Regions from separate parts of the Homo sapiens genome. Here region 1 is linked to region 2. A link is a contact called in ENCODE Hi-C or POLR2A ChIA-PET data. All regions are on one chromosome and are shown on one strand. The core of a region is the stretch at or near the end of the contact, and the rest is flanking DNA. Distances in the headings are between cores, read along the strand shown. Region 1 has its middle 6.9 kb from the start of C12orf76. Region 2 overlaps GIT2 (GIT ArfGAP 2).

The links. Hi-C counts contacts between places; a loop is a spot of excess contacts on that map. ChIA-PET counts read pairs that join two places held with the same protein, here RNA polymerase II (POLR2A). Pooled maps may share reads with other maps.
Region 1: a map of G401 shows a loop between it and region 2 (9-fold over the local background). The contact joins two enhancer-like sites. A Hi-C loop is called at or near these places in 2 of 168 maps with a recorded cell type or tissue (G401 and endothelial cell of hepatic sinusoid), 2 of 37 single-sample maps with no recorded cell type and 6 of 50 pooled maps. POLR2A ChIA-PET finds 5 or more read pairs at or near these places in 2 of 52 experiments (BJ and activated CD4-positive, alpha-beta T cell).

What each region holds. Positions count from the first base shown.
Region 1 is chr12:110,052,870-110,057,972 of GRCh38, forward strand. It overlaps a transcript of C12orf76 not described here. Among named protein-coding and RNA genes, the nearest start is that of C12orf76, 6.9 kb to the left of the region's middle. Within about 2 kb of position 2,847, at least 4 of the 41 ENCODE cell types and tissues checked have a DNase peak (open chromatin) inside an H3K27ac peak, as active enhancers do.
Region 2 is chr12:109,961,269-109,966,628 of GRCh38, forward strand. It overlaps GIT2 (GIT ArfGAP 2), which reads right to left. Exons shown (of 20, transcript NM_057169.5): 9 at 4,258-4,309; 10 at 345-417; 11 at 10-107. Among named protein-coding and RNA genes, the nearest start is that of GIT2, 32 kb to the right of the region's middle. Within about 2 kb of position 2,611, at least 5 of the 41 ENCODE cell types and tissues checked have a DNase peak (open chromatin) inside an H3K27ac peak, as active enhancers do.

The DNA.
Region 1 (5,103 bases), core at 1,597-4,096, 92 kb after region 2:
TCGTGAGTCTGGGGAGTTATCCAGATACCTATATATTTGTTAAAAGTTCATGGCTGGGCGCAGTGGCTCACGCCTGTATTCCCAGCACTTTGGGAGGCCAAGGTGGGCGGATCACAAGGTCAGGAGATCAAGACCATCCTGGCCAACATGGCGAAACCCTGTCTCTACTAAAAATAGGAAAATTACCTGGGCGTGGTGACACATGCCACCTACTCAGGAGGCTGAGGCAGGAGAATCACTTGAAGTCAGGAGGTGGAGGTTGCAGTAAGCCAATATCGTGCCACTGTACTCCAGCCTGATGACAGAGCTAGACTGTCTCAAAAAAAAAAAAAAAAGTTCCCAGGTGAGACTGGGCACGGTGGCTCACGCCTGTAATCCCAGCACCTTGGGAGGCCGAGGTGGGTGGATCACTCAAGACCAGAAGTTCGAGACCAGCCTGGCCAACATGGTGAAACTCCATCTCTACTAAAAATACAAAAATTAGCCAGGTTTGGTGGTGTGCACCTATAATCCCAGCTACTCCGGAGGCTGAGGCAGGAGAATTGCTTGAACCTGGGAGGCAAAGGTTGCAGTGAACCGAGATTGCACCACTGCACTCCAATCTGGGTCACAAAGCAAGACTCTGTCTTGGGGGGAAAACAAAAAAGTTCCCAGCTGATTCTAATGCATAGCCAGGGCTGAGGACCACTGGGAGGCTCCTGAAAAGATAGCTCATATTTGTCAATAGCAAGTACATTTGAAGAAGAGCATTCCTCATGACCCAGCAATAAAACTCTTATATATGTGCCCTAGAGAAACTCTTGTACATGTGCTGGAGTTATGGGCAAGAATGCTTCTGCAGCATTGCTTGTAAGAGGGAAAGCAAGACATAACCTAAATGTTCTCAAACAATAAATGGATAAATTGTTGGATTCATACAATGGGATGCTTTGGGCCAGGCGCGGTGGCTCATGCCTGTAATCCCAGTACTTTGGGAGGCTGAAGCAGGGGAATTGCTTGAGCCCAGGAGTTCGAGACCAGCCTGGACAACAGGACAAAACCCTGTCTTGACGAAAAATACAAAAATTAGCTGGGTGTGGTGGCACGAGCCTGTAGAGATGGAGGCCAAGGTGGGAGGATTGCTTGGGCCCAGGAGGTCAAGGCTATGGTAAGCTGTGATTGCACCCCTGCACTCCAGCCTGGGCGACAGAGCAAGACCCTGTCTCAAAAAAAATAATAAAATAAAATAATTTTAAAAATGGGATGCTTTGGAGCAGTGAAAATGAATTAACTAGAGCTGTGCATATCAACATGGAAATAACCTAACACTGAAAAAACAAAGCAAGCTGCAGTGTGATATAAAGTTTAGAGAAATCCAAAGCCACACCATGTACTCACAACTACCTATTCATGAATGTGCATAGCAGCACTATTCACATAACCCAAATGTTCATCTATGGATGAATGGATAGGCAAAATGTGGTCTATCCATTCAATGAGATATTATTCAGCCATAAAAAAGGAACAGGGTACTCATACATGCTATTACATCGATGAACCTTGAAAACATTATGTCTGCTACCTCAGAGAGGCTAGTCACAAAAGGCCACACATATTGATTGACTCCATTTATATGAAATACCCAGAATAGGTAAATCCATAGAGACAGAGAGTAGATTGGTAGTTGCAGGGGACAGAGGGAGGGAGAAATGGCGAGTGACTACTAATAGGCATGGGGTGTCCTTTTGGGGTGATGAAAATGATCTGGAACTAGATGTGGTGGTTGCACACCTCTCTGAAATGCCACTGAACTGTTCATGTTTACAGTGGTTAATTTTGTGTTATATGAACTTCACCCCAATAAAAAAGTAAAAATTATATTTTTTACATATGTAGACATATATGTGTTTAGAAATATAAAAACAAACAAGGGAATGACAAATGTCAAATTCAGGATTTCGTTTAGAGATGGAGTCTTGCTGTGTTGCCGAGGCTGGAACGCAGTGGCTATTTCACAGGTGCAGTCACAGCACACTACAGCCACAAACTCCTGGGCTCAAGAGATCCTCCAGTCTCAGCCTCCCAAATAGGTGGGACTGCAGGTGCAGCCACTGTGCCTGGCTGCAGGGTGTTTATAAAGGGAAAGGTCAGAGAATGAGATGAAGGATGAGTTTGCAGGGAGCAAAACTGGATTAGTAATGCTTTATTTGTTAAATTGGATGATGGTATGTGGGTGTTACATTATTCACAATACATTTTAGTATTTCTATAGCATTTATTTAAAAAGAAAGATTGTCAAGAAAGATGTTGAGCTAAGAGGTAAGAGATCCAGATTTGAGGCCTAATCAGCATATATGAGACGAAGCTTTTTTTTTTTTTTTTTGAGACAGAGTCTCCCTCTGTCACCCAGGCTGGAGTGCAGTGGCACTATCTCTGCTCACTGCAGCCTCCATCTCCTGGGTTCAAGCAATTCTCCTGCCTCAGCCTCCCTAGTATTACAGGCATGCGCCGCCACACCCAGCTATATTTTGTATTTTTAGTAGAGACAGGGTTTCACCATGTTGGCCAAGCTGGTCTCGAACTCCTGACTTCAGGTGATCCACCCACCTCAGCCTCCCAAAGTGTTGGGATTACAGGCGTGAGTCACCGTGCCTGGCAGAGACAGAGGTATTAAATAGAATTGTAACTGCTCAAAGGGTTCACCTTGCCTGCTGCCTAGACAGAGCCGATTCATCAAGACAGGGGAATTGCAATAGAAGAAGAGTAATTCGTGCAGAGCCAGCTGTGGGGGAGACCGGAGTTTTATTATTACTCAAATCTGTCTCCCCTAGCAATCAGGGAATGGAGTTTTTAAGGATAACTTGGTGGGTTGGGGGAAGCCAGTGTGCCAGGAGTGCTGATTGGTCAGAGATGAAATCATAGGGAGTCGAAGCTGTCTTCTTGTGCTGAGTCAGTTCCTGAGAAGGGGCCACAAGATCAGATGAGTCAGTTTACTGAGCTGATCCATCAAGTGCAGGGTCTGCAAAATATCTCAAGCACTGATCTTAGGAGCAGTTTAGGGAGGGTCAGAATCTTGTAGCCTCCAGCTGCATGACTCCTAAACCATCCCAACTACCTGGGAGGCTGAGGCAGGAAAATCGTTTGAACCTGGGAGGTAGAGATTGCAGTGAGCTGAGATTGCGCCATTGCACTCCAGCCTGGGCAACAGAGCCAGACTCTATCTCAAAAAAAAAAAAAAAAGTTTCAGTGCTGTGTCAAAGAAAAAAAAGAGGGAATGAAATCCAGTTTGCACACTTTACCTGTAGGAGGGGAATACTGTGATCACGAAACTGAGTTTGTGATGTCCTCCCTTTGGAAAGAAAGTACTAATGACCATCCCAGAAATACTATCCCGACCTTGCTTGGTGACTAAGGCAAGCCATGTCACCCTTCCAGGTGTTAGGTTTAATCCCTGAATGAAGAGAGAACTCTCAGCCTCCCTAACCCCAATGACCTTTTTGCTCTAAGAGGCTATAATTTTATGCATTCTACAGAAGGCAAAGCTGCTGGTGCCTGGAGCTAACAGGGGTGTGAAGAAGCTGAGGATTTTACTGGGCCGGGGAGGATGGGTAAATTTTGGGGGTGTGGTGGTGCATGCCTATAGTCACAGCTACTCATTAGGTGGAGGTGGGAGGATTCCTTGAGCCCAGGAGTTCAAGACCAGCCTGGGCAACACAGTAAGACTCCAGTCTCTTAAAAAGAAGAAGAAAAAGAGGAAAGCTGGAAAGAGTCTGGGAGGTAGAAGAGAGCTAATGGGAGAGAAGTTAGGGCCATTGATATGGTTTGGCTGTGTCCCCACCCAAATCTCATCTTGAATTGTAGCTCCCATAATTCCCACATGTTGTAGGAGGGACCTGGTGGGAGATAGTGACTAAGTCTTATGAGATCTGATGGTTTTATAAGAGGTTTCCCCTTTTGCTTGGCTCTTAGTCACTTGTTGCCTGCCACCACGTAAGACGTACTTTTCACTTTCCACCATGATTGTGAGGCCTTCCCAGCCATGTGGAACTGTGAGTCCATTAAACCTCTTTTCTTTGTAAATTACCTAGTCTCGAATATGTCTTTATTAGCAGCATGAGAACAGACAAATACATCCATCAAGGGGCACTCACAGGCAAGTCTGGATGAGGAGGAGCCCTGGAGTGGCAGGGAAATAAGGATGGAGGGTGAGGTTGAGCCCATGGAACCCTCAGGCTGCTTGTGCTGGACTCACCAGATGGAGACGAAGGTGTCCACCATAAAGTTGTTCTTCAGAGTCCCAATCCACATGCTCTGAATATAAGTGACTTTCGCAGACTTACCTTGGCATTGCAGGTAGGATGGGCCCCATGCCAGCATGGTTAGATTGTTCTTCAAGCTCTGCAGGGAGGATGTGCCTTTCAGCAAAGTTCCTCTCCCCCTTACAGCTCCTAAGGTTCCAGAGCAAAAGTAACACCAAAGGGCTGAGCCTCCAAAGTGAACTGCCCTCATATCCCTTACCTCATGACTAACCCAGGGCCAACAGACATCTTCATGGACCCCTAAAGAACAGTGGCGCCGGGCACTGTGCCTGCAGTGCGGCACGGAGAAGCTGAGCATGCAGCCTCTGCTTCTCTTTTTTAAAATCCCAAGAGGAGAATCTAATCAAGTCCATCCCTGGTCCTCTAGGCCATGGTGGGGGCTCAGCAAGGGTTGAGGACCCAAGAGATGCTCTGAGAAGAAAATGGGGGAGAGCCAGCACCCCCAAGGCAAGTTAAATCCCAATTATATTAGTTTCTGTAACAAATTACCACTAACTTAGTGGCTTTCAACAACACTAATGTATTCCTTTCCACTTTTGGGGGTTAGATTCCTAAAGTCAGTCTAACAGGGTAAAAATCAAGGGCTAAAAAGAAAAAATATAAATTAAGATCCCAGCTGGGCGCAGTGACTCACGCCTGTAATCCCAGCACTTTGGGAGGCCAAGGCAGGTGGATAACTCGAGGTCAGGAGTTTGAGACCAGCTTGCCCAACATGGCAAAACCCCGTCTTTACTAAAAATACAAAAATTAGCCAGGCACAGTGGTGGGCGCCTATAATCCCAGCTACTCGGGAGGCTGAGGTGGG
Region 2 (5,360 bases), core at 1,361-3,860:
GCCACTTGCCTGATTTCGTGTTGATGAGTACTCAGGATTGACCGGAAGAAAGGGGACGACCGTTGTCTCGGTTACCAGGGCGCTGTGGTTTTGCGTGGCAAGCCAGACTAGTCAGAGGAAAGAGCCAGAGACAAACCTCATCACGCCTGTGTGCCACTGCTCCTGGGAGGCACAGCTCACGCACTACGAGGGGAAACACACTCTGAAGCCAACACACGCAAAGGCAAACGTCGACACTCGCACCATCAGGACAGCAGAAATTGGACTAGTAAAACACTGAGCCTGGCAGCTTTTCACTGCCCACTGATAACAGAAGCTTATTAGATAAAGCCACGTCAAGTCACCTGCATCCGTCTCTCGCCTGTCAACTTCATCGTACACATCCATGGCAAGTTCTTCAAACAAATGATTACTTAGCTGAAAATAAAAAATATCAGGAACACAAGGGACAATGATTAATGCCAGGAGGACAAGAGGGAACTGCGACTTAGTCACCCTTTTATTGCCTACGTCTTATCCAATGCCAGTGCTTGGTACATACCCACTGTTAAACAGACATAACATTTTCAAAATCGTACAGGGCCTCTAGAAATGTCTGCCAACCACAGCAATTTCACTACTTTATGACACAGACAGAGCTGCTGCTATTAAGGAGCTAAGAGGCATCTAAAGTGCATCATCTCAGAAGTAGGTTCCAGTTCTCTACTCTTCTTGTGATATCATCCTGTAAGCCTCCTTTTCTGCACTTAAAAGTGCTTATCAGTTCCCCAAAGTATAAGGGAACCTATAACCTTGCAAAAACAGCCAGGCTCAGTGGTGCACACCTATAATCCCAGCACTTTGGGAGACTGAGGCAGGTGGATTGCTTAAGCCCAGGAGTTCGAGACCAGCCTGGGCAACATGGTGAAACCCTGCCTCTACAGAAAATACAAAAACTAGCTGGGCGTGGTGGTGCACACTTGTAGTGCCAACTACTCAGGAGGCTGAGGCAGGAGGATCACTTCAGCCCAGGATATCAAGGCTGCAGTGAGCCAAGATCACACCACTGCACTCCAGGCTGGGTGACAGAGTGAGACCCTATCTCAAAAAAGAAAAAAGAAAAGCAAAAGACATGCTGTTTTGAGAGGATAAAATGTGCCCTTGCACAAAAACGTGACTCAGACCTCAGCTGAGTTTCTTTGCTCTCTTTCTCAGTAGCAGTCCTACTGCTTCAGTCTCCAGAAGGAAGCTTCCTACCAAAGCACAGCCTGACTCTTCAGCACACAACAACCACCTCACAGCCTGCAGTGCCTCCCTGGGCACATGGAGGATAATTGAGGTCTTCCTGGCCCAGATGAGGTTAAGCCTCTTCTGGGGTGGCTCCGCCTCTCTCTGCACTTTCTGCCTCATGCAACACCTTGACACGTGGTAGTTGTGACTCTTAAACTGTCTGACATCTGCTTTGGGAGGGCAGATGCTGAATCTGTTATATTCCCTATTGGGTTCCTTACATCCACACATGGTACCTCACACTTTAAAAGTGGCCAGAAAAGAGGCACTGGCTGGCCAGAAGGGATTTAATGCAGCAATTTAAAATGCTGGCTACAGGCTGGGTGTGGTGGCTCATGCCTATAATCCCAACACTTTGGGAGGCAGAGGCAGGAAGATCACTCACTTGAGCCTGGGAGTTCAAGGCTGCAGTGAGCCACGATGGCACCACTGCACGCCAGCCTGGGTGACGGAGTGAGACCTTGTCTCGAAAAAAAAAGAAAAAACAAGTGCTGGTTACAGAGACCTCATAGGAACATGTTAAAATGGGTACCATATATTACTGAGTGAAAAAAGCAGGTTATAAACGTCTACAATTATGATTAAGTTCCAGTTTTAAAAAAAGATATGCATATAAAACAAGAACTGAAAGAAATGTACCAAAATATTGAGCCTGACTCCATTAAGAGTATAGCAATGAGGATGGTCCCCTTTCTCTATTTTCCAAATCTTCCCAAATGTGGTCGCACTATAATTAAAAACAAACCCAGAGAGCCTGTTGCTAGACAAGATGTTGAAGGATTGGGAGCTTGACTTTGCTTCATAAATATCTAGTTTCTTCCTCCATGGGACTACAAGCTAATGTTATTATTACTAGCAACAACTACAATGGCCAACGCTGATTATGGGCTTATATCCCAGGCACTGTGCTAACAGTATCATATTTCACTTATAACACCTCTATGAAAACAGGAACTACTATTGTCCCATTTTTAAGACAAGAAAACTGAGGCAGAGAAGATAGTAGCTTGCCTAAAGTCACAAAGCTAGTGACAGACCTGAGATCCAAGTTTACATCTTTGAAAATGCTAACATTTACTCATTCAAGGAATACATTAGCCTTTGTTATATTTCTCTCAGTTCTTCATCAGGAGGGAGGGAAGGAAAAGAGAAAGGAAAGAAAGGATGAAGGGAGGAAGAGAGGGAGGACAGGAGGAAGATACTGGAGGATAAACACTGACCTGGCGCTGATAAGATGGTCACCTATGAGAAGGAGACCACAGGGTGAGGGTCAACAAGTAATGGGGCAGCCCACTCTGAGCAGTTCTGGCCGGCAGCCCCTGCAGGATCCTTATCTCCCTCTTCTATGAGAGGATGCCAAGGCACAGGGAGGCTAGGAAGCTTGGCAGGGCTGAGATATGTACTGACCAGTCTGACTCAGAGCTGCAGCTCTGGAGAGCTATACTAGACTCTGTTCCAGGTCTTTACTTCATGCCTGCCACGTGCTAGAGATATTACAAGCATAATCTCAGCTTTCATGCAGCTTCCAGTGAAGCAAATGTAGGATAGTCTAAGAAAACGTGGGTTTTTATCTAGGTTTGAATTATTTATAATAAAATTTACTTACAGATTGTGAGTAATTAAAAGGAAATCACACAATATTTAGTGCTATCTGACTCCAAAGCTTATCATCTTGATCATCTTAGTTTACAACTTCCTTAAGGCAATAAAACACACAGACACACAAAACTGTAGATACAGAACACAGAGACACCAAACAAATTGCATAAAACACATTTATTTCATAATACAGTTAAATACTAGTAAGGATAAATTCATTTAATGTAATATTTAATACTGAGTATTATATGAAGTTTTAGTAAAGGGTCTTCTGTGAAAACAGAAATGAGGAGAAAGTCATAAATGAGGGAAGCTGCAATGTCAGAGTCAGGCTTTGGGAAAGCCGCTACCTACACTGGTCAGATTTCAGGTCCTTGAATCAGAGAGATGGAAGCTGGGAAAGGCAAACGCTGTAGGCAAAGCAGGATTCCTGGAAGAGGACTTGAATGTGCAGCTCATGGCCTCAGAGGGTGTTAATCTAAAGACACACACACACACACACACACACACACACACACACACACACACACACACACACACGGAACCAGATGGGAAGCAGGGCAATCTCTGAAAGGTGAGAGCTGAATGATGCCCTTACAGGTTACAAAAAGAAGTTAAGAATCTTGGTTCTGATCCAAAGAGCAATGGGAACAGCTGAGGAGTATACTTTGGTGGTTAAAGTGGAGAGAAGTGCCCCGGTGAGGCTTCATGTGAGAGAACTAGACAAAGAGAAGTCAATCCCAGAGAAGTAGATTTCCCAGGGCCTTGAGGCCTTGGGCCCTTAGGCCTTTCCTAAGGCTGAGGTGGGCAGTCTGGAAGAAAGACACAGGCTAAAGGGAGGTTGTGGCACAGAGCCGGCAAACTCTGAGCACGCACATGGGCCAAGACCACCAGCTTTTAACAGCAGAAATTTAAAAAGCACTGATGAATGGCATGGGATGGGAAAGAGGTTTACAATATGGCTGGATCCAAATGGCAGCCAGTGAATCTATGGGACTCGCCACCATTTCAGCATCAGCATTTACCAGCTCTAGAACCCTACATGGCTAAGTCACCCCAAGAACGCGTGCCCTACTTACTCATGACACTGAGAGGAACTAGGGAACTCTCCTGAGGAGAACAACTGCCTAATGCCAAAGGTGCCATCTGCACTTGTTACATGATAGAGAAAAATGAGATTATCTGAAGCAGAACCAATGAACTGAATATACTGAACTTAATAGTCCTTGTGGTCATCACTGCTGTATACTCAACAGTCTGCTTCTAGTTTAACAAATAAAAGTATGAAATAAAGTCATCAGACGCAATAGGTAACCTGCATTCAGAGTAGGTATCAGCAGGGTGCACTGATTCTCATACTAGAGAAAACCAGTACAGAGAAATACTCACAGATTGAAGTTTCTTCTTAGCAGCTTTTGCCAATTCAGACAAATCCAGGCTGCTAAGAAAACATACAAAGCTAATAAGCAAATAAATAAAGCCAGACTTGTGAACTCTGTAAAGTTTAAGACACCCAAGAGATAAAAATATTAATTACAGTTCATGGACCATGTTAGAACCAAGCATTCTACAGCCCAGTAGAGTCAGTGAGGAGCTCTAAACAGAACAATCTGGTGAAAGTAACTCCTTCTGAAATACCACAATCATGTAAGTGTTAAAGAGGAAAAAAAAATCGTCCACCAACTAAACGACAAAAGCTATTGCCAGGTTACCTTCCAGGCCCTTATGTGAGGAGTCACAATTTTTGAAGTATTAAAAAAAAAGCATGATATAAGAAAATATGTCGGGCTCGATGGCTCCCGCCTATAATCCCAGCACGTTGGGAGGCCGAGGTGGGAGGATCACAAGGTCAGGGTTGTTTTTTTTTTTTTTTTTTTGAGATGGAGTCTCACTCTGTCACCCAGGCTGGAGTGCAGTGGCGCAATCTCAGCTCACTGCAATCTCTGCCACCAGGGTTTAAGCAATTCTCCTGCCTCAGCCTCCAGAGTAGCTGGGATTACAGGCACACGCCACTGTGCCTGGCTAATTTTTGTATTTTTAGTAGAGACAGGGTTTCACCATCTTGGCCAGGCTGGTCTCGAACTCCTGACCTCGTGATCCACCCGCCTCGGCCTCTCAAAGTGCTGGGATTACAGGTGTGAGCCACTGCCCTGGCGAGGTCAGGGGTTTGAGACCAGCCTGGCCAACATGGTGAAACCCCATCTCTACTAAAATTACAAAAAATTAGCCTGGTGTGGTGGCACACACCCATAGTCCCAGCAACTCGGGAGGCGGAGACAGGAGAATTGCTTGAACCTGGGAGGTGGAGGTTGCCCTAAGCCTAGACTGCACCATTGCACTCCAGTCTGGGCGACAGAGCAAGACTCTGTCTCAAAAAAAAAAAAAAAAAAAAAGAAAGAAAAGAAAATACAAGGCCAGATATAGTTGCTCATAGGGAGGCCAGGGCAGGTGGATTGCTTGAGTCCCGGAGTTTGCAACCAGCCTGGGTAACA